3 separate regions of the Homo sapiens genome follow, and regions 1 and 3 are each linked to region 2. Evidence: read pairs that join two places in POLR2A ChIA-PET (ENCODE). Cell type or tissue: PC-9. All regions are shown on one strand. Links, peaks and the distances in the headings refer to the core of each region. The heading gives the core; the rest is flanking DNA.

Region 1 (7,977 bases), core at 1,810-6,809, 93 kb before region 2:
ATGAAACACCCAATTACCCATCCTTTCAGGTATGAGAGTTAAGAAAGACATGCTAGGAGGGTCTCAGTGATTCTTCCTCTGCTTTTGGTTGATTTTAGTTTTCAGGGAGTGATTTGGTTGACCTGTGAATTCTTAGCTTTAAATAAATGCTGGGGACCATAGAGATGAGAGCTGTTCTTCATCTGTGGACCTCCTAAGAGAAAGGAATAGAATTAACATTAATTGAGAATGAATAGACAGCCAAGCAGGATTCTAAGGGTTCTATAAACATTATTGCATTGAATCATCGCAAATATCATGCCCATTTAAAGATGTGGAAATGGAGGCAAAGGAAATGAAGTGTGTTTATCAGGACCACTAACCTGTAGGGCTAATACTTAAACCTGGGTCACTCTGACTTTGGTGGCCTTGGAGGCCCGCCCACATCAACACACCACCTAGGTGAGGATTCAGATAAACTGACTTCAGTCTGGGTTTAATGACTCTTGAGGTCTCAAAATGGCAGTCGTTAGGTTTGTTTCTATTCTGTAGGCTGTGCCGTTCCTCCCAGAGCTGGGTCTGCTTCCCTGCCCTCCTGACTGCCTGCAAGGAGGTCCAGCCACATTGCAGAGGAAGGACTTGCTTATGGAAAGAAATGGAGAGACCCAGCCTCCCTCACCTCCCATTGGTGCCTGATGATTAATACATTTTTTGCTGCCCTTGGAAATGGAAGACAGTGCCAACTGCTTAGTTCTCCTGGCTGGGCCAGCGCAACCTGTATGACAAGGGGGAAGAGCCTTTAAGTGAGGCAGGAGAGGAGCTGGGCTCTGGGCAGAAAAGCTCCCCAAAGCAAGTGTGCTGGGAGGATGCTTTTTGTATTTTAACCAATGTTCACCTCTGTCTCCCCCAGCACAATATTTCCTTGCACTGCTTGGTCTTTCCTCGTCTAGTTAGTGAGGCCCTATTGAATTTGCTGCATTAGAGTGTGGATAACACCCCCAAATCAAAGAAATAGCATAATACACCCTGGTTTTTGAGTTTCAAAGAAGGTTTTTGAAAGGTATTGCAAATACAACAGATTTGGAAGAACATGTGCTGAGGTCTAGTGAAGCGGCCCTTAGATAAAAGCTGAGAGATTCCGTGTTGGGGGAGCAAAGGGAGCCAGGCTCAAAGCAGAGAGTGAGATGATATGCCAAGTACTGAGTCAGGGGTACTACTGAGTACTGAGATGATATGCCAGGTACTGAGTCAGGGGTACTGCTGAGTACTGAGATGATATGCCAGGTACTGAGTCAGGGGTACTACCAGGGTGCTCTGAATAAGTAGACAGGCATGTCCTCTGGTTGGGATCAAAAGACTACTCGGCAGTGCCCAGGGTGAATGAACGGCTGAGGAACCCATAGCAGCCTGTTGGAGGTCTCAGATGAGCCCAGTGCAGACATGTGATGTAGAGAGCACACTGTCCCACTCCGTAATTGCCAGAGCATTGTTAGCCTTCCCTGTTCCCTGAACTTAGAGGCAACACCCATGAAAAGGGTAGGAAGGATCTGAAATGCCCCACTGCAATTGAGTTATCAGATAATATGAGTTCTATTTCTTGCATTTCTGAGTTTGTAAACTGAGGTTCATGCTGGCTCTCTGAGTCAGGCACCTCCCTGAGACAGATCTCTGCCACCCGCTCCCTCTCCACACAGTGCATAGAGTTTGCTCCCTCCCCTCCTCACTGCAAGGCTGCTGGGCACCTGCCCCGTGGGTATCTCTGTCACCCAGAAGACTCCTCTACCCCCCTGCCTACTGCACCCATGCAGGCTTCTGCACAGCCAGACCTGTTCTCTTGGAGTCTTGGACTTTGACCTGCCCCATCAAAGGACAGCAGCCAAGGTGACAAGCCCATCCCAGTTCAGATCCTCTGGCAGAGGTAGATACTGAGGCAAGAGACAGGCTAAAGGGAAAGCATAATATCCTCCAACCCCCCATCTCTGGGAACACTGTATCTGAGGTTTGTTTGGCCACCCAAGATGCTGGGCTCTGCCAGACCAGATAACCATTCCGGTTTGACAGGCACCCACGGCCCCCTGGTATGCGCCTTTGACCCACCAGATAGTTCTGTTTTCCTTTTCCTCTGAGATCCCCCGAGCTTCTGTTCCCCCCTTCTCACCTGGCTGGAGAGATGTCACCCAGCTAACATCTTCTAACCCTACAAGAGGCAAGTTACAGGATGCCCCAACATCATGATTTTTTTTTTTAGCTTTCAAAACCTTGGAAGTACTGCAGGGTGAACCATGGTTTGAGATACCTTGCAGCAGTGTTTCTCTGCCATTTCCCCCTGCAGCACATGTTTGTCTTTCTAAAATATTTCTTTTCCTTTTCTTTTTTTTTTTTTTTTTTTGACGGAATCTCACTCTGTCACCAGGCTGAAGTGCAGTGGCGCGATCTTGGCTCACTGCAACCTCCGCCTCCCGGGTTCAAGCGATTCTCCTGCCTCAGCCTCCCAAGTAGCTGGGACTACAGGCACACGCTACCATGCCCAGCTAATTGTTGTATTTTTAGTAGAGACGGGGTTTCACCATGTTGGCCAGGATAGTCTCGATCTCTTGACCTTGTGATCCGACCGCCTCGGCCTCCCAAACTGCTGGGATTACAGGTGTGAGCCACCACACTCAGCCTACAATATTTCTATTTCTGAGTTTGTAAACTCAGAAATCTGAGTTTAGGGCAACCAGGGCAACCAAATTACTCTCTGAAAACTAAAATCAGCTCAGGTTTGATCTCCTACCATGCACCAGGCTCTGCTGTAGGGAATGGGATCAGGCATAAGCAAGATCTACAGGGTTCCTGCTCTCAGGGAGTGTCCATTCCACCCCGGAAGGGTAGACATGGAGATGCATGGCTCAGATCCTTCAAAAAGGACTTGCTGCCTGACTGAGAGGAGCTTGACTGGCTGACAGCCACTGCACTGGTGTCTTCGAGGTCCTCGTCAGTTTTCAGGCTGAGGTCATGCTGTTCTTGAGGCAGCCCTAGCTAATGACTATGCAAGGTGGTGGCACAAGGGCCAACCCATTTCTACCCACATGGGACTTCTCCAATGGGCAGTCTCTGCTCCAAAGCTCCTGGAGACTGCCCAGGTTGCCTTCACGTTCTGATGGTTCCCCCTGCCCAATCCAGCTCCCTCCTCTTTTCCCTCATAGGTTGCTTATTCCCCCAATAAACCCATAACTCCATCTCTGCATTGGCTTCCTGGAAACCCAACTGGTATGCGGGGGACATACACACCAGCACGAGTGTCGGTAGTGACACATGCTATGGGAAAAGAACAGAGCCCCTGGACAGAGGCTGACTCACTACTAGAAGAGGGCCGGGTTCGCTAGATGTCAGGTGCACCCAGCCTCTGAGAAGGGCATGTGTGAGCTGAGACATGAGGAGGAGGAGCCAGCCATATTCAGAGGAGCCGGGAAAGGGCTCCAGGCAGTGTAGGAAGGAAGACTTGTATTGGAGGTCCATGAAGAAGCAACTGAATAGAGCACAGTGTTGAGAGATGAGAGAGGAAAAGGAGATGAGGCCAACAGGGCCAACAGAGTCTTGGATGTCCAGTTCTCCTCCAAGTGAACTTCGAGAACAGCAACGTGATCTGTGTGCAGCATGATCCCACAGACAAACCCAAATGTGATGAGGCAATAAAACATGGCAATAACATGTCATCGCCAGACTACTCACAGCTGATTAGCAAAAGCAGCTAACCTCATCCTGGCTGTGACCTCCATGAGACAGGCTAGGAGCAATGGGCAACTCTGGCCACTCGGAAAATCATCTTGGACTGCGAGGGAGTGAAAGGGATGTTGCTATGTTAGTACCTGCTCTGATTTGTTTTTAAAAAGTGAATCACTCCCAAACCTCAGGGTGTTATTCATAACCCGTCACTTGTTCTCCTGCGTGATGGTGACACATTTGCATGTCATGACAACCTGGATGAGCACTGCTTCCCTGGAGTAGGGGAGTAGGGGGGGTGGGAATGGGGGGAGGTGGTTGAGATGCCAGAGAGCCTTGCCCTAAATCAGTGGTTCTCAACTGGAGGCGATTTGGTTCCCCAGGGGTATTTGGCAACGTCTGAGGACATTTTTAGTTTTTACACTTGTGAGGCTGGGAATGCTACTGGCATCTAGTGGGTAGAGGTCAAGGGCATGGCTAAACATCCTACAGTGCACAGAACAACCCCTGCCCACAAAGAGTGATTCAGCTCCAAACGTCAACAGTGCTGCAATGAGCTTGAGAAACCCTGCCCTAAATCAAGAGCCAAATTGTTCCTCTCTGAACCAAGGGATGCTCTCAGACAGGGGTCTTTGGATGAGGGCACGCAGCAGAGTTTGATAAATACAACCAGTGGGGGCTTTCTCAGTGCGGTTCTGCAAATTGCAAACACAACATCTAAGTGTTTGCTCTTCCTTTCTTACTGTAGTTTAAATACCAAGAAACATTTCCCTAAAAGAATTTTAACCTCTAAGACTGCAGATGCTCCCACACTGGCATCTTCTAAGACCAGCTGATTGGGCCAACAGGGGTCCAGACCCAACCAGAGACAGGGGGATGGACAAGATGACCGCCCATACCCCCTGCACTTACCCCAAGGAGGTTCTCTCCAGCCAGGCATTTTAATTAATTTTAGTCCCTTTCAAGACCACAGTTATTATTGTAAAAACACCGATAATACTAAACACATGTGGAAAGCACAGCGCCGGCTGCAGCCCTGGAGACCTGGGGACGTGCTAAGTCATATGTCATCTGGGGTGGTGAGAAATCAGCAGGCCCCCTCCCCCTGCCCTCTGAGACCCCAACACCCTTCTCAGTAGGACTGCTCTCCTTCTGTCACCAGCCAAGCCCCCTTCCTAGCTCAGCTTCCCCACCCCTACCAAAACTCAAGTACCCTTCCCTCCCCACAGAAACAGCCAAGGTGGGTGGGGTGGCAGGCCTCTGGAAATCCTGGTTTAATGATTTTATTAGGAAAGAGGCGGGAAGAAAAGAAAAGGCACATTCTCTCATTTTGGAAGAATGCTTCATTATCTGCCTTTGCAGAGTGTGAAACACCTCACTGGGCTCTAACCAGCCCTGAATTATTGAGTGAGATGCTCAGGTGTCAGGCTTTCCTCTCCCCCATCCCCCTGGGCCACCCCACTGGTTGCTGGAGGGTGTCTCAATTCCACCTTCAGGTGAAGGCTGGGAAAATCCAACAGCTACAGAGCTGCATGGGCATTGTCCTCCCAGAACCATGACCTCTTTCGGGAGCTATTGCCTGAAAACAGTCCCCTTGGCATGTGTCTAGTTCCATCTTCACTTGTGTAAGACCATTTCTCCTGCATTCTTGGCCTCACATCTGATTCCCAGGTGCCTTTTGCCTCGTGAAACACCTCACTCCTATTTTAGAGGTTAGAAAGTTCCTTCTTAGCCAAAACGGAGCTAAAGACGCTGACATTTGGGTAGTTCTCTGTGACTGATTGAGAAGTATGAAAAATCTTCCACTTCCACAGCCCTGCTTGTTTTCATTCCTTGAAGATGACAGAGTAGATATTGTTATTCCCATTTTACAGATGGAAAAGGCAAAATGCAGAGGGGTTAAGTGGCCCTTCCAATGGCACACAGCAATTACAAAGCAGAGATGGAGGGAACACGGGGCTCCTCAACAACAGTCTCCCTGTAACTGTGGACTGATCTGCCCCATGCCAGATAATCCCCAGCCTCTTTTAAGAGTGCCGTTTACGGACATTCTCTCCAAACCCCGGGGTTCCCGTGGCCCCTGGAACAGACAGGAAGGTCTGGTTGCTGTGTTCCAGATCACAGCCTCCATCTTCAGTTTCCATAACACCAGCTTCAGTGTTGGTCCCTCCCCAGGGTCAGATACCACCTCTCTCACTGGGTCCTCCCCTGGCTCCACCTCTCCATATGAACATCTAGCCTCTTCCTGCCACCACTCTTCCCTGCAAGAATCCCTGCAGTCACATACACCCCCCACCCTAAACTAGGCATGGAAGTTCAGGCCAAACTAGGAATTCATCATCTACGGAAAAAAGAAAAAAAAAATCTTATTTCTGCCCCAGTTGTGGGGAGCTTGGACAGTGCGGCAGCTCACCTTCCAAAGACCTAAGTGACAAGTTTCTTGAGGACAGCCCCTTAAGCAGAGAAAAACAAAAATCCAAAAAAAAAAAAAATGAACACATATTGACACTGTTGTATGTTGTATGATAAACTCATTTAATCATCACAAAGACTCCACGAAGCAGGTGCTGGTATTATAACCTTTTCATATATAGGGAAACTGAGGCACAGAGCAGCCAAGTAACTTGCTCAAGGTCATATAACTAGCAAGTGAGGGAGGTCTGATTAGACCATTGAAAACAAAACCAAAAACTATCACTGGAGGGGGTGTTTAGGGAGGGGTTATAACTGCCCAGTAGTAGCCATTTTCCCAATAATCTTTCCAGGAGGATAAAATCACCATTCTACTCTCTTTAGTGCCCAGTAGTTGTGAGACCAAGGCAGTATCTCAGTGGATTAGCTGGGCACGGTGGCTCACGCCTGTAATCCCAGCACTTTGGGAGGCCAAGATGGGTGGATCACAAGTCAGGAGATCGAGACCATCCTGGCTAACACCGTGAAACCTCGTCTCTACCAAAAATACAAAAAAATTAGCCGGGCGTGGTGGCGAGTGCCTGTAGTCTCAGCTACTCGGGAGGCTGAGAGAGGAGAATGGCATGAACCCAGGAGGCGGAGCTTGCAGTGAGCCGAGGTCACACCACTGCACTCCAGCCTGGGCAACAGAGCAAGACTCTGTCTCAAAAAAAAAAAAAAAGTCTGCCACATATATAATTAGTTTATATAATTAGTACTTAACTATCCATCTTCCTTGGGTTTTCTTTTCCACCACTGTATGAGAGTCATTCCTGCCAGCTGCCATGACAAAATCCCAGTGGTTTCACACAATAAAGGTTTATTTTTTCATTCTTGTCTCAGTCTAAGTGGCTATTTGGGAGGGAGCCTTCCAAGTGGGATTCCAAATGATTCAAGGTGCCCCGTTCCATCCATCTTGTCCTGTCAGACTCTCAGGAAAAGGGCAGCATGAAGCATCACTGGAAACAGAGTGGACCGGCTCTGCCCATATTCCATCAGCCAGAAGCTAGTCCAATGGTCCGAGCTAACCCCAGGAGAGGCTGGGGAATGCCGACTTCCAGCATGCCCAGGAAGAGAATATGCAATGCTGAGCATCCAGCTGGTCTCCACCAGACCAGTTAATCCACTTCAATGTCTCCAACTGCTCCTCCATGACATGCCCCCAGGGGTCATGCTTGTTCTCCCCAAACGTGATGCTCAGGAGGACTAAACCTACCCTCTAGACATGGCCTGCTCATGCCAGAAGACCCAGCAACATCACCTCCCTGGATCTGGACACCACATGTCTATGAAGACAGCCTACATATATTTTAGCATTTTTAGCAACAGTCACACTGTTGGATCGTATTATGCTTGTGGTCAACTAAAACTTCCAGATTTCTTTCTTGTGAACTGCTGCCAACGGAGGGCTCTCTAATCTAGTTCTTGTGCTTCTGAATTTGAAACCACATGAAACTGAACAACAGTTGTTGAAAGTCTTCCCTCTTGCTGGGTTTGGCTGGGCATTTGGGTCTGCAGAGATTATCAGGGATCCTGATGTTACATCCATCGTATCAGCTTCGCTCCTAGCCCAGTGGCATCTTTGGCCTTTCCAGATCTTTGGGCAAGTCACCGATACAGATTTAGACCAGGATGAAGGCTGATAGCACAACTACGATTTGAAATGAGCCTTTGATTGATACCTTGGGTATGGTTGTTTAGCCCTCTGGGAATCTGTCGAACAAGACCATTTACCAGCTCACATTTACTCTGTTAACCAGATGATAAAGTCAAGTAAAACCTCATTCATTTAGTGCTTACTCTTTGAAAGCATCTAATTTCCCCCAATATATCATTCTTGTT
Region 2 (7,977 bases), core at 1,830-6,829:
CTCCAGCCTGGGCAACACAGTGAAACTCTGTCTCAAAATAATAATAATAATAAATTAAAAGCTAGTGTTACAGGTAAGGCATTTAAATCATGGTGACAAGCTGAGTAAGAGCAAAAAGGTAAAGGAATAAAAACAGAGTTTAATGTTGACATCCAGACACATTATTTTACCCTAATGAGAAAGGCAGGAGCCTAGAGCAGAGCCCAGCCTGGAAACGAGGACAGGGGTATGCTGGACTTCAAGGATCATGGACTTGAAGTGAACGTACAGGGGGCCACACAGAGCTGACACTTGGAGAAATCTCAAGGGCTCAGATGCAAGGTTGGGAGTGATTTTTATGAGGGGTGTGGTCAAAACCACGGCAGGAGATTGGACTTCAGAGCAGAGGCCAAGAGCCCAAGCTCATCCCTGTTTAGAGAGCAGGAGGTGGGATCTGCAGGAGCCTGTGGGTAGTCAGTACTGAACCATCAGGAGCTGAGCAACCACAGGGAAGAAGGACCAAGGAAGGGCAACTAGATCTGATGAGGTTTGCAGGGTACCAAACCACAGGGTCATAAAAGCTGGACTTGGATTTCCAAGAAGAAGGAATAGGTGAGTGGTTAATATAAGATAGAGGATTCCCAGAAATCCCGACCTCTCTGTAGAAGGAAGGAAAATATTAAAGGGCAGTGCCCAAGATAAGTTTAAAGCTAATAAAGGCCCTTATAGAGGATCACAGACAGAGGGTCAGAGAGAAGAGAGGGAGTAATGATTCATATCAATTCTCAGTTGCACCCACAATTCTCTGGGCTCAGCTGGGGAGAGAATCACAACCCAAGACTTGGGCAAGAACTAAGCAGCAACTGCTTGGGAGGGATGGGGTCGGGGAGTGTGAGCAAAATCAATGTCAGAAATTGTCTGAAAAGAGTCAAGGTGAGGAGGAGGCACAAACAAACTGGAGAGGCTGTGCTCCTCAGTGACCTCATCTCTATTTGTGATTTGGGGAGTAAGGGGTTAAGAGGGATCAGGGAAAGTCAGCACAGAAGTCGCTAGAGGAGGAAGGCAGGAAGAGCCTGCACTTCATGGAGAAGGGCAGGGAGGAGGCTACCAGCCAGGTAATGTGCCCTGAGAGAGGTATTTTTATTCCAGTCTGAGCCCCGTCCCTTGTCCTCACCCCATTCTATCTGCATATCATTTACCTGTGTTTAGTTAGAAACCATGGTAATGAGGAAGCCTGAAGAAATGATTGAAATATTAGGAGGATACCAGGCCACCACGAGGCCACACTTCTGTTTTCTGGGGAACCAGATCCCTTAGGAACAAAGGGTGAGATGACAGGTAGCCCGCAGCAGTCTGTTCCAACAACCGGATTTGCCCTTTATGGGACAAATGAGCTGCCTGTGGTAAAACAGGGGACTAGAGATAACTGAAGCCTAGATTCCCAATGCTGCACCGGCTCTGGGGCTCTTGGAGCCCCTCCTGCCAGGTCTCACAGTCCTGCGCATCCTACAAGCGGGAAGCAAAGAAGTTCATCCACAAATGCAGGAGGAACCTGACCTAGACTCTGCTGCTGCTCTTGGATCTGACTGAATGATTCTGCATTCTTCTCCCCATCCATCCCCAGTGCTTTATTTTTATTCTTATTTCTTTTTAATTTTACTTTAAGTTCTGGGATACATGTGCAGAACGTGTAGGTTTGTTACACAGGTATACATGTGACATGGTGGTTTGCTGCACCTATCAACCCGTCATCTAGGTTTTAAGCCCCACATGCATTCGGTATTTGTCCTAATGCTCTCCCTCCTCTTGCCCCCCACCCCCCCACAGGCCCCAGTGTGTGATGTTCCCCTCCCCGTGTCCATGTGTTCTCATTGTTAAACTCCTACTTATGAGTGAGAACACGCAGCATTTGGTTTTCTGTTCCTGTGTTAGTTTGCTGAGAATGATGGCTTCCAGCTTCATCCATGTCCCGCAAAGGACATGAACTCATTCTTTTTCATGGCTGCCATCCCCATCATTGTACTTATGATTGAGCAAGATCCCATAGAAAGGTGCTACAGGCTGAATGTTTGTGTCTCTCCCAAAATTCATACATTGAAACCTTAATCCCCAATGCGATGGTGTTTGGAGATAGGGCCTTTGGGAGATAATCAGGTCATGAAGTCCCCATGATGGGATCAGTACCCCTATAAGAAGAAATATGAGAGAGCTTCCTCTCGCTCCCCCACTCCCTCACCCCCAACCCTGACCTTGTGAGTCAAGAAGAAAGTCATCTATAAACCAAGAAGGGGGCCTTCACCAAGAATCTGACCACGCTGGCACTCTGATTCTTGGACTTCCCACCCTCCAGAACCATGAGACATAAGGTTGCTTAACCTGCCTGGTCTATGGTCATTTTGTTATAGCAGCCCAAGCTAGGAAAAGAAAGCAAAGTCTTTAGGAAAATGCACGGCTGTGAGCTGAGTGTCCACTTCTCCACGGACAAGATTTAGAGCAACTCAGAATGTCCCATGGCTGATGGCAGGCACACAGTGGTGCCACAGGAAATTGGCTCAACCCACACTGGTGGCATAACCCAGGGGTCCCTACCTCTTGGGCCACAGACTGGTACTGCCCATGGCCTGCTAGGAGCTGGGCTGTACAATAGGAGGTGGGCAGTTGGGGAGTGAGTGAAGCTTCATCTGTATTTACAGCCACTCCCCATCACTGGCATGACCGCTTCCTGTCAGATCAGTGACAGCATCAGGTTCTCATAGGCACGAGAACCCTATTGTAAACTATGCATGTGAGGGATCTAGGTTGTGTGCTCCTTATGAGAACCTAATGCCTGTCAGTGATGATCTGTCACTGTCTCTCATCGTCCCCACATAGGACCATCTAGTTGCAGTAAACAAGCTCAGGGCTCCCACTGATTTACATTACAATGAATTGTATAATTATTTCACTATTATATGTAATATATAGTGAAATAATTGTAATATGTAATAATACTAATGTATGTAATAAATTATATACTACTAAAATGTAATACATAATAATACTAGAAATAAAGTGCACAATAAATATAATGTGCTTGAATCATCCCGAAACCATCTCCCCAACCCCACCCCACCCCATCCCTGGTCCATGAAAAAAACTGTCTGCCATGAAATTGGTCCCTGGTGCCAAAAAGGTTGGGGACCGCTGGCATAACCAACATAAACAAAAACACACACTCAGGCCCATCTTTCAAGCTCCGGCTTTAAGGACATTTTCTGCCTTGATTTATTAAATCCTGCAGTAGACAGCATGTGAAAGCCCAGTGCCGAAGGACCCCACAGACTTCCAATGGGGTCAGCTCCCCTGAAACCACAAGACTCAGAGACCCGTGGTGTTCCAGGAACCGATTTAAATGTCGCTTGAATCCTGAGGATTTTACTTTATTATTTTTTTAACTCTTGGGAAATGGTATGAAATGGCTGCTGTCATCCTTGCAGCATCTGCCTCCCAAGCCCACTGCATGGGTTCTCCCAACACCTCCCCTTGGCTCCCCTCCTGGCCAAGTTCAGAAGTGTGATGGGCTCAAAGGAAATGCCCCAGCGCCCACAGGCACCCAGAGGCTGCGTGCACCCTGGTGGTCCCTGTCGAAGCGGTCACGGCTCACCGCCAGACACCCTTGGTCCTTACAGCTCTGGCTCTGCCAGCCACAGACATCTTCAAACAGAGCCCATGAAAAGAAACACTGCTTCAGCTTTGCTCCCACCGCCATCCTGGGACCCAGGGTCCACAAGGAGAATATTTTCTTAAAGTAACTCCCTGATTTGCGGGGGTTTACCTGCCGTAGGGGAAATTTTTTAAAAAAAGAAAAGGAAAGCATTAGGAGCTTCTGTAAGAGCAGCCCAAGGAGGGGAGGGGAAAAGAAATGTCACCCTTGCTCTCTCCAGACCCGCCTGAATTTGAGGTTTGGCACAAATACCAAGACAGGGCTGGCCAAGAGAAAGGTGTGGCCCGGTGAAGGACATGTCCAGGAGTCCAGCAACTGTAAACTTGAATCCCAACCCTAACCTCGCCTAACTCCCAGCCAGGACTGCCAGTGACTCACTCATCTCTCTTGCCTTGGTGGCACCATCCAGTAAAAGACAGGACTTCTGACCTCACTGGGGAGCAGGAAGATTAGCTCATGTTTATAAAGCGCTTTGAAGATTAAAAAGCCTGTGCCTAAAGGGGGCTATTATTATTATAACTACCTGTGAAAAAAGAGAAAAAAGATTCCCATCTAGGTCTAATATTAGCTCTCATACAGAGCCAGAGGGGCAGGGAGGCACTGACTTCGTGGCAGCTCATACTTGTGCCCCTGGCACTAAGACGGTGCTTCCCAAAGTTTGGGATGGGGAACATCATGGGGGGGTGCATGGGTTGGTTTTAGAGGGTGGGCAGACAGCACAGAACAGTGTGTAATCACCGAAGGAGAAAGCGACTCCCTCTTCCATTCTCTTTTTTTTTTTTTTTTTGAGATGGAGTCTCGCTCTGTTTGCCCAGGCTGGAGTGCAGTGGCACGATCTCGGCTCACTGCAACCTCTGCTTCCCCGGTTCAAGCAATTCTCCTGCCTCAGCCTCCTGAGTAGCTGGGATTATAGGCATGTGCCACTACACCCAGCTAATTTTAGTATTTTTAATAAAGACGGGGTTTCACCATGTTGACCAGGCTGTTCTTGAACTCCTGACCTCAGGTGATCCACCTGCCTCTCAATTCTCTTTTAATCCTACTGATTCCATTTCAGGAGAAAGTCTCCATTTGGTGCTGCTAGGTCTGTACCATCTCTCCCTGGCCAATTTCCCTTCATTATAGACAGAGCAATAACCTCCCTCAAACTCAAAGGTTCGGCAGACAACTGTAGCTACCTAGAATTTATAAACATTGTTTTGATTTCATTGTGCTCATTATTTGTATAATTACTTTGAATCTATGAGAAGTGATACTGATTCACTACATTTCACTTTAAAGTTACATTTCTTTTTTTTTTTTTTTCTTTTTCCACGTTCAAGCGATTCTCTCCCCTCAGCCTCCTGAGTAGCTGGGATTACAGGCTCCTGCCACCACACCCAGCTAATTTTTGTATTTTTAGCAGAGATGGGTTTTCACCATGTTGGCCAGGATAGTCTCCAACTCCCGACCTCAGGTGATCCACCCACCTCGGCCTCCCAAAGTGCTGGGATTACAGGTGGGAGCCATCGTGATTGGCCAAAATCATGATTCTTTAAATTGGAGTTTCTCAACCTCAGCCCTATTAGCATTTGGGGCCAGATCATTCTTTGTGGTGGAGGCTGTCTTGTGCCTTATAGGATGCTGATCACCCTGTCCTGTGCCTTGCAGGATGCTAAGCATCTTTGGCCTCCTCTTCTCACCAGATGCCAGAGCATCCCTCCACCACCCAACTGGGACAACCAAAAATGTCCCTAGACATTGCCCAGTGCTGTCTGGGGGATAAACCCCAACCCCCAACACCTCCTCTGTTAGGAACTACTGCTTTTAGATCAATTCACTAAAAAACAAAAAAACAAAACTTAAATGTGTTAAATAGTAAGGTTGTACTAAAATGGCTCCAGTTTAGGAAAACCTATAACAGAGAAGCAGTCCTTCTCGCCCATGTCTGCTCCAGCTCCTGAGTCACGATCTAATGCCTCCAGGGCAGGCCTGTGCTCTGGAGCCCTCGTAGCCAAATACCATCATCCCAGTGGCTCCATTCACGGCAGGGGTCCTATCTGTGCTGGCTGATTAGAAGAGCTTTAACCATTTCTGGAAGTCATAAACAAGGGTGTTTGGAAACAATTTTCATTCCAGGCCCCTTCCCTGGTGTCAAACCCTGCTTATCAGATCTTGAGGTCTCAGTGGACACCTGCTTGTCATGGCTGGAGCAACTGCCTAGAGGCCAGAGAAAGGAGGCTCACGGGGGATCAATGGGAAACAAGGGTGGGCCCATTCAGGAATGTTGTTAAGTCCCAGAAGGGCCTTACAAGAAAGATCTAGTCCTTTCTTCCACCTTATCAAAGGAGAAACTGAGGCCCGGGAAGAAAGGCTCTATGATGTGTGCCGGGACAGATGCAGCCTGTAACAGAACATGGCGTAGAACTCAAGGCTTCCTCCAGTATTAATGTTCTCCAACACCACACTGTGCATGGCAATCCCCAGGCTAAAGAAAATGTCACTGCCCTAATACTCAAAATAGGAGGCAAAGGCTTACACATATGCTGCTTTTGACGTTTAAAACTCAGCAAGAGCAAAACTACACAAATGAAATAATTAAAATCTGCATTGGCAGCCACCCAGCAGGCAGGGGGACAGCCTGCTCCATCACCTGCTAAGCCCCCAGCACCCAACGGGCGGATGCCTACGAGCAGCTGCTATCAGAGGCTCCTTGGCATGCCTATCGTCCGGCTTTCCACGGGATGTTTTCCTTTCTTCTGCCTCTCCTATCTGGCATTTTCTTTGAGACGGAGTCTTGCTGTGTTGCCCAGACTGGAGTGCAGTGGTGCGATCTCAGCTCACTGCAACCTCCCCTTCCCCGGTTCAAGTGATTCTCTTGCCTCAGCCTTCTGAGTAGATGGGATTACAGGCACACGTCATCATCATGCCTGGCTAATTTTTGTATTTTTAGTAGAGACGGGGTTTCACCCTGTTGGTCAGGCTGGTCTCGAACTCCTGACCTCATGAGCCACCCGCCTCAGCCTCCCAAAGTGCTGGGATTACAGGCGTGAGCCACCGCGCCCGGTCCCCTCTGGCATTTTCATTCCACACCTCCTTCTCCCGAGATTACAAGGAAGTTAAATTGCCAAACTTCCTGGTTCATGCAAAGTTAAGACTGTCCATTAAATAGACGCCAGAGAAAATAAAGTCTAGTTTTGAAGATTTGGTATCAGCATGGCTCAAAGTACTTCTCTGTCTCAGGGACCAGCACCAGGCTTCTAAATGAAATCACAACCACAAAAGAGGCTTCTGGGGCCTTCAGCAAAACATGCTCACTGTCCTCCAGCCCTGTCTCTGAGGGTCCCCTCTCTGGAGTGGGAGTAGAGGCTCTCTGTGCACTTCCAAAGACACTCTAGGAATCAACTTTTATTATTCCCAGTGTTCAGATGAGAAACCTGGAGGTCACACATACCGTAAATGACAAGACCGTGGACTGAGGCTTTAACCAGATTTGCTCGTTCCAAAGCCTATACGGCTACCCCCTCTACATGCTGCTTCCCTATAAGCAAAGCTAACGTTGCCTGGAGATCCTTACTTTGTAGTTTGGAAAGCCAAGCCCAGGTAAGCTACGGACAGATATTAACAAGGCAACTTATCATTGCGATCCTATCAATGGTCTGGGCCATCAATCAATCAATCAATTAATATTCACTGAACCTGCCACATAAAATCCCAGAGTTAGCCATGCAGGGACCAGCCAGGCATGGGAGCCACGGTCTAACCAAGAACCCAGTGTTCTCACACAAGCTTAGAGAGATGGCACAGGGCGATGCGTGATTGATTGCTGATGAATGGCACAGTTACTAAATGCTATAAAGTCCAGAGAAAAATCTGAGAGTTGAAGCTGCTTTGTGGAAGAGCCGAGACGTGTAGCTGGGCCTGGAATGGTGAGAAAGACACAGATCTGCACAGAGGATCCAAGACCACCAGGCAAGAACACAGAATTCCAGGCCCTTGTTCATGTCCTCTGCAGCCCAGACAGAAACGCTGGTCAGGTCTATGCCATAAGCACGTCCGGGAGGCTCTCAACTGTCTATTCAGTGTGACACACCCCCCTCCAAAAACAGATACACACACATACACACAAACAACAACACCTGAACTCATTTCTGCTCAGCTTTAGAACGTAAATGATTGTTTTTAAATGAACAAATTTCTACTTCACTTAGAAGAGCTTGACAGGAGGTGGCATTTCTTTATTCAAAAAGAACCTGCGACGTCCCTATTACGGGTCAGTGCTTTGCTGGGCCCTGGGAATAGAGGGAGGAATAAAA
Region 3 (7,977 bases), core at 1,810-6,809, 240 kb before region 2:
GGACGTGATGGAGCCAGAACGCTAAGGATACGTCAAAGGTGGAAGGAAGAATGAACAAAAGACCTGAATAAGACTGGATTGTTGAAGACCCACCAGTGATCATTTTATGGCATTAATGGAGAGCATAGAATTTAAGAACTCATGGTGCAAGACAATTATTTGATGTAATTAAAAGAGCAGAAATTTTAAAGTCAGACAACTGAGAGTTTGAATTCCAACTTGGCCACTTACTGAATAGGAAAACTCAGTTTCTTCATCTGTAAAATGGGCAAATATGTACTTTAACTCTCACAAGACTATTATGAGAATCAAATGAAATAAGCACACATATCTAGAGCCTGGTATAATGAGATAAATGGTAATACTGTGGGTGGACAGAGGTTAGGACTAAGAAACAGATCAAAGGATGGGAAGGGCCACAGGAATCATGCCAGGGTATAGGGGGGTAAGATTGGCAGCAATGACCATAGCAGTGACTGTTCAAGAGGTAAGGATGCTAGGCTAAAAATTGGTCTCAAATGACCAGTCATGAGATTAAAGCCAGAAAGGAAGAGACAGGAAACATCTATCAACAGGGGAAACAGATTATGAACAAATACCCAGGAAGGGAAGGACGTGGTCTGATTTCCTCCAGGGTGCTGGCTCGGCCATAGGGAGAGGCCTCTCTGATGGGTGCCATGGCCCTGGGGGCAGGATGGTCTTGGTGCAAACTGTAAAATAACTCGATATTTGTCTTTGGTGCTATTGTCTCCCTGGTCCGTACTTTTTCTAACTCCTCATTTTACCCTCATTCCCAGAACCCAGTGATTACACACTATCTCCTTCTCCCTGATATAAAACCTGTCTTCCAAACATTCATTCAAACATCTCTGCCGCAGGATAGATGGCAAGTGAAGGTTTAAAACACAAGCCCGGTCCCACAGTTATTTACATTTGAAAGTCAATTAAACAAGAAAGTTGGTTCTGCAAACGTTCTTGGAACTCTGCTTTGTCCCATGCACTGAGACAGGCACTGAAAATACGCAGGGGATAGAAATGCCTCTCTCCTTGGATTAAAACACGGCGTGCTCATCATGGGCACCTGGGCATGTTAGCTGGTCGGTCCTCTCAGAATCACCTGCTCCTCCCAAGGGTAAGAAGAGTCCCAGACACGGCCTCACCAGGCCCCCTCCTGCACACATCCCACCTGGGGGGAGCGTGGCAATTGTTCCCTGTTAACTCAGCCCTCCCTGCCTCACTGCAGAGGGGAAGCAGCCAGGGGGGAAAGCAGGGGAGAGTACACTGGCCTGGGAAGAGGACACCAGAGTTCTAGCCCTCAGTCCTCTTACTCACTTGTTCTTCCAACTTGAGCAAATCATCTTCACTCTCTATGTTTCTCTTTATAGAAACAAAGAGGTGTCTTCAGCTCCAACATTCTAGGGATTCATAGGGATGGCAAGTCATATTGGCTCTGTGACCACTTTGCTTTTTAATAAAATTATGTATGCAGTCATGCCTGGAATAGCAACATTCAGTCAAGGACAGACCACATAAATGATGGAGGTCCCATAAGATTATAATACTGTATTTTTTACTGTACCTTTTCTGTGTTTAGATACACAAATACCATCGTGTTACAATTGCCTACAGTATTCAATACAGCAACATGCTGTACAGATTTGTAGCCTAGGAGCAATAGGCCATATCCTATAGCCTAGGTGTGTGGTAGGCTACACCATCTAGGTTTGTATAAGTAGTCTATGAAGTTCCCATGGCAAAAATCTCCTAATGATGCATTTCTCAGAATGTATCCCTGTTGTTAAGCGATGCATGGCTGCATACACACACACACACACACACACGTGTATATAAGTATTGTATATATGCCATCCATTTAATTATATGCCTACATATATGTATGTATGTGTATATAGACATGTATGTGAATATACATATATACATGTACGTATATAACTTTTTGAAAAAGCAGTCATCAGAGCCAATAGGAAGAGAGAGGAGCATAGATTTGGGAAAACAGTGCTTTAAAGTACAGACATCTTCTGTTAAGAAAAAGTGTTCTTTTTTTTTTTTTTTTTTTTTTGGAGACGGAGTCTCGCTTTGTTGTCCAGGCTAGAGTGCAGTGACACGATCTTGGCTCACTGCAACGTCTGCCTCCTGGGTTCAAGCGATTCTCCGGCCTCAGCCTCCTGAGTAGCTAGGACTACAGGTGTGCACCACCATGCCCAGCTAATTTTTGTATTTTTAGTAGAGACGGGGTTTCACCACGTTGGCTAGGATGGTCTCCATCTATCGACCTTGTGGTCTGCCCACCTCAGCCTCCCAAAGTGCTGGGATTACAGGTGTGAGCCACCGCGCCCGGCCGAAAAAGTGTTCTTAATCACAGAATACCTTCCCCATAAAAAAGCCAAGGACCTACCCAAGCCAGTTAGAATCAAGAATGTGTTTGCTACTCTTTAAAAAGTACCATCATTTTAGAGCGGGGCCCCTGGGCACCTGCATTCATTTCCCTGGTCCCAGTTTAAACAGGGCTCTGCAACAGCTTGCAGGTTCACTGCCCCAACCTGTTGTGCTCACCATCCCTGTGGTGCAGGACAGTGCTCGTTGTTTCTGGGCTGCGTGGAGGAAAATGTAGCATTTGGATAAAACTGTAAAATGAGTGAATGAATTGGTGAACTTCAATATCAAAATTAATGATGACAGTGATGAATGCTAAGGAAGCTATCTCCATACAACAAGTGAAAGAAGGGCCTTCTTCATCCCTGGCCACAGACAGAATTGGAGGGCTCCAGCTTCATTCTTGGGTTCACAGAATTCCCAGGTCAGCAGTGACCTTAAAGCTTATCCAGTCCCAGCTTCCCAGCCCATCTGATACAGGTAACTTTTCTAAACCACGCTAATAAGTAGTCTTCGCAATATTTTTGCAATATCTGTCACAGTTGTGCAGATATTGCAAACCTAAATGTGTTAAAGTGTGGAGGCAAATATCAAGGCATTAAACATTTTTTGGTCCTGCATTTATGTAACACTGCCTACTAAATGAGTGTCTAAAGAATGTACTTGACATTCCTTAGGACCATGTGCAGGGAATCTTTCCTTCAGGGCAAAACCCAACCAAAATAACATGGAGCAGGATAGAGCTTATTTTCCAAGTGTTTCTGAGAAATTCAAGGGCAGTTGGGAAAACATGGAGCCTTACTAGACATCCAAGTACAAGTCCACCTACTCTCCCTTTCGGAAGAATCTTCACCCACAGCCCCCTGCACTAGACAGTCAGGTAGTCTGTGCCCACCACACAAATGATAGCTAAGTAGATCGCCCCCGACCCTCAGGCAAGCAATTCAATTCACCAAGTGAACAAAAGATGAGCTGAACCCAGCAGATTCCACCCCTGGGCATTTAAGGATTAGAAAATGCAGATAAAGATTTGTTGCTAATCAGCTGGTGGAGTACAGTAATGAGGTGAGAAAGCAGAGTGCCCTCCTGGCTCAGCGTGGGGCCAACCAAAGTCACGTACACAACGTTATAGAGTAGCAGAAACTACAAGGAAATGCAGCAGAGCAATTTGGAAAAGGGATTGGGAAGCAGATAGATTGAGAAAAGCAGAAAATAAGAGACAATTTGGCCCCCAAGAGATGGGAGAGATGGAAAGGCCAGCTGATAAGACTTTCCAGGCTCAGCCCTCAATTCTCGCAGGGCCCAGCAGTACTAGGCTCTCTGTGTAAATCAGGCCAAGTGCACATGAAACACAGGCACTAATAATACAGGTTACATTAATAATTCTACATAAAAACTTCAAAGCGCAAAGTATGAACATTTCAATATGTTATGTCATTGTGCCACGCTTGTTATGTCATTGTGCCATGCTCGTTCAGTACCTTCACATCCTCCATGTACTTACTTTCTCAGGCTAATGCTCTGGCCTATTTTATATGATAATGTCAGGAGATCAGGGACAATTTCTTTTTTTTTTTTTTCTTTTTTATAGTGGCAGACAGACATGGTTTTATTTATTTTAAAAAAAAAAACTTTATGGGTATATGGTAGTGTATTTATTTATGGATATGTGAGATATTTTGATACAGGCATACAATGAATGCATAATAATCCCATCAGGGTAAATGGAGTATCCATCCCCTCAAGCTTTTATCATTTCTTTGTGTTACAAACAATCCAATTATACTCTTTTAATTATTTTAAAATGGACAATAAATTATTGTTGACTGTAATCACCCTGATATGCTATCAAATACTAGATCTTATTTATTCTATCCAACTATATTTTTGTACCCATTAACCACCCCTACTCCCCACCCCACCCACTACCCTTCCTGGCTTCTGGTAACCATCATTCTACTATTTCCATGAGTTCAATTGTTTTAATTTTTAGCTCCCATAAATGAGTGAGAACATGTGAAGTTTGTCTTTCTGTGCCTGGCTTATTTCATGTAACATAATGTCCTCTAATTCTATCCATGTTGTTGTAAATGTCAGGATCTCATTCTTTTTTATGGCTGAATAGCACTCCATTGTGTATATGCACCATATTTTCTTTATCCATTTGTCTGTTGACGGACTCTTAAGTTGCTTCCAAATCTTGGCTATTGTGAATAGTGCTGCAATAAAGGTGGGAGTGCAGATACCTCTTTGATATACTGATTTCTTTTATTTAGGAGTATATACCTAGCAGTGGGATTGCTAGAACATACAGCAGTTTTATTTTTAGTTTTTTGAGGAACTTCCATAATGTTCTCCATAGTGGTTGTACTAATTTACATTCCCACTAACAATGTAGAAGGGTTCCCTTTTCTCCATATCCTTACCAGCGTTTGTTATTGCCAGTCTTTTGGATAAGAGCCATTTTAGCTGGGTTAAGATGATATCTCATTGTAATTTTGATTTGCATTTCTCTGATAATCAATGATGTTCAGCACCTTTTCATAGACCTGTTTGCCACCTGTATGTCTTGAGAAACATCTATTCAGATCTTTTGCTCATTTTTTAATCAGAGTGTTAGATATTTTCCTATTGTTTGAGCTCCTTATATTTCCTGGTTATTAATCTTTTGTCGGATGGTTTGCAAATATTTCCTCTCTTTCTGTGGGTTGTCTCTTCACTTGGTTGATTGTTTTCCTTGCCATGCAGATGCCTCTTAACTTGATGTGATCCCATTTGTCCATTTTTGCTTTGGTTGCCTGTGCTTTGGGGATACTATTCAATAAATCTTTAACCAGACCAAATTCCTGGAGGGTTTCCTCAATGTTTTCTTATAGTACTTTCATGCAAGTTTGAAGTCTTAGATTTCAGTCTGTAATCCCTTTTTTTTTTTTTTTGTATATGGTGAGAGATAGGGGTCTAGTCTCATTCCTCTGAATATGGATGTCTAATTTTCCTAGTATCATTTATTGAAGAGACTGTCCTTTCCCAAATACATGTTCCTGGTACCTTTGTTGAAAATGAGTTCTCTGTAGATGAATGAATTTATTTCTGGGTTCTCTATTCTGTTCCATTGGTCGATGTCTCCATTCTTATGCCAGTGCCATGCCATTTTGGTTACAATAACTCTGTAGTATAATTTGAAGTCAAGTAATGTGATTCCTCCAGTTTTCTTCTTTTTGGTCAGGATGGCTTTGGCTGTTCTGGGTCTTTCATGGTTCCATATATATTTTAGAATTATTCTTTCCATTTCAGTGAAGAACGTCATTGGCATTTTGATAGGGTTTGCATTTAATCTATAGATTGTTTTGGGTAGTATGGACATTTTAACAATATTGATTCTTCCAATCCATGAACATGGAATATCTTTCCATTTTTTGGTGTCCTCTTCAATTTCTTGCATGAATATTTTTCATGGTAGAGATCTTTTGCTTCTTTAGTTAAGTTTATTCCTAGGTATTTTATTTTATTTTTCACTATTTTAAATGGGGTTATTTTTTAAATTTCTTTTTCAGATTGATATGTGTTGGCATATGGAAATGCTACAGATTTTTGCATGTTGATTTTGTTTCCTGCAACATTCTGCAAGCTTTACTGAATTCATTTATTGTCAAAAACAAATTGTCAGTTTTAGACAATTTGTGTTTTCTATCAGAACACCTAGCACAATGACATGTTTACAATTTGGGAATTTGTGGGGTTTTTTAGCATCATATGTCAAAAAATCAATAGGATTTTAGCAATTCAAAACTGTATTCATCTCACAAGCTTTGTCAGATGGCTTAAAAAAGATTTTAAACTGTATGTATGTTCTAGTCATAATAGCCCATACTGGACACTACCCAAATATCTACCTCCAGTAGAATAAAAAAATAAATTGTGGTATTTCCATGCCATGAAATATTTTACCAAACTGTGAATAAATAACCTGGGACTTTATGCAACAGTCAGACTGAATGTTGAGAAGAAGAAACCTGACACAAAACCATACATACTATGTGATTTCATTTACATAAAATTCAAAAATAAGCCAAATAAATTTATGGTGTTCAAAGTTAAGACAGGGGCTTCCCTTTTTGGGGAAGGAGGAGGAGTAGCTGAAAGAGATCAGGAGGAGACAGAGACTTTTCCTAATGTTCTGTTTCTTGATCCAGGCGCTGATTACACAGGTATATTCAGTTTATAAAATTCATCAAACTGCTCACCTATGATTTGTGCACTTTTCCATAGATATGTTATTATACTTCAAAAAAAGTCAGAGAACTAGGGTAACTATGATAAAAAATGAAATGAAAACAATCAATAGGAAAACATATACAATTCACAAAGCAACTTTGAGGTTTCTAACATTTTGGCTCCATATTGCTGTTTTGAAAACTTGAGGCAAAGAATGTTATAGGAAACTACTTTGTTAACATGTTTGCTTTAGAAAACTGTTTGTCCTAGGAAGTTGTTCTTGACCCATCTGCTTTGATGAGAAATAATTCATTATGACATCACTAACTCAGTGCTAATTAACTCGACATTTATAAAATGTGTGCAGCAGATTTTCTTAAGACCAAGAACAGAGCTGAAGTTGTTTCTTCTTGATTCAAGAAAAAATTATATTTTTAGGTATAAAAGGACAGATTAACTTTAGAAAAACGATACTCATTTTAATGCTTCCCTTTGATAAACCAAAACCTATCTGAGATGTCCTTTTTTAATAAACATTGGACCATCTCCTGTTCAGCCTTTCCCCCAACAGTTCTAAGCCCAATCCAACCTTCAGTTATAAATGGAGACTTATATGTCCAGAGTGTTGCCAATTCATGCCAAGTTCCCTCTCAGACAAAGTTATGTCTTTAAGTCTGAGCTCTTAGAAGGATGGGAATGAATAAATGTATTATCTATGCACATATGCAGATAACAAATGCATAGAAATTTGCATAAGCCTATTTAGAGAGACGCACTCAACTTTTTCCTGTCAACAAAGGACTTTCACATAGACACATAGACAAGCACTCTTGTTTTTTTCTTTGAGACGGAGTCTCGCTCTGTCGCCAGACTAGAGTGCAGAGATCTTGGCTCACTGCAACCTCCGCCTCCCACGTTCAAGCGATTCTCCTGTCTCACCCTCCCAAGTAGCTGGGACTACAGGCGAGTGCCACCACGCCCAGCTAACTTTTGTATTTTTAGAAGAGATGGGGTTTCACCATGTTGGCCAGGGTGGTCTTGATCTCTTGACCTTGCGATCGGCCCGCCTCAGACTCCCAAAGTGCTGGGATTACAGGCGTGAGCCACCATGTCCAGCTGACAAGCACTTTAAAAAGAACATTTTCTCAAAATTTTCATTTTCCTGTCACTTTTTCAAAACCATCTTCTAACCTCCTATGTCTTGGAAAGGTGGTTCCTCATATTTGAATATTAACTTTTTTTCTCTATTAACACTAATCCTTTTTAGGAAAAATTAGTAGGCTCTTGGAAGAATAAATTGAATTGAAAATAAATTTCAAGGTTTGATTTTAAGTGTTAACCACTCCTAAGGCTGCTTAACTCAGAAAT

What was found. Peaks named below come from ENCODE experiments on the same cell type or tissue, not always from the same donor. Only the 100,000 strongest peaks of a DNase experiment are listed, where the experiment ranks them.
Region 1: POLR2A ChIA-PET joins it to region 2 with 21 read pairs; 4 of 35 experiments call an interaction of 5 or more read pairs at or near these places.
Region 3: POLR2A ChIA-PET joins it to region 2 with 28 read pairs; 2 of 35 experiments call an interaction of 5 or more read pairs at or near these places.

Annotation. Positions count from the first base shown.
Region 1 is chr17:72,358,753-72,366,729 of GRCh38, forward strand. No RefSeq gene overlaps it. Among named protein-coding and RNA genes, the nearest start is that of LINC02003, 20 kb to the left of the region's middle. In PC-9, for the core only: no CTCF peak of the experiment used is centred there; a DNase peak (open chromatin) is centred at 4,079; H3K27ac peaks cover 1,709 bases.
Region 2 is chr17:72,452,199-72,460,175 of GRCh38, forward strand. The region is part of intron 1 of LINC00673 (long intergenic non-protein coding RNA 673); the gene reads right to left. Among named protein-coding and RNA genes, the nearest start is that of LINC02003, 110 kb to the left of the region's middle. In PC-9, for the core only: no CTCF peak of the experiment used is centred there; DNase peaks (open chromatin) are centred at 4,023 and 6,793; H3K27ac peaks cover 3,701 bases.
Region 3 is chr17:72,208,776-72,216,752 of GRCh38, forward strand. No RefSeq gene overlaps it. Among named protein-coding and RNA genes, the nearest start is that of SOX9, 92 kb to the left of the region's middle. In PC-9, for the core only: no CTCF peak of the experiment used is centred there; no DNase peak of the experiment used is centred there.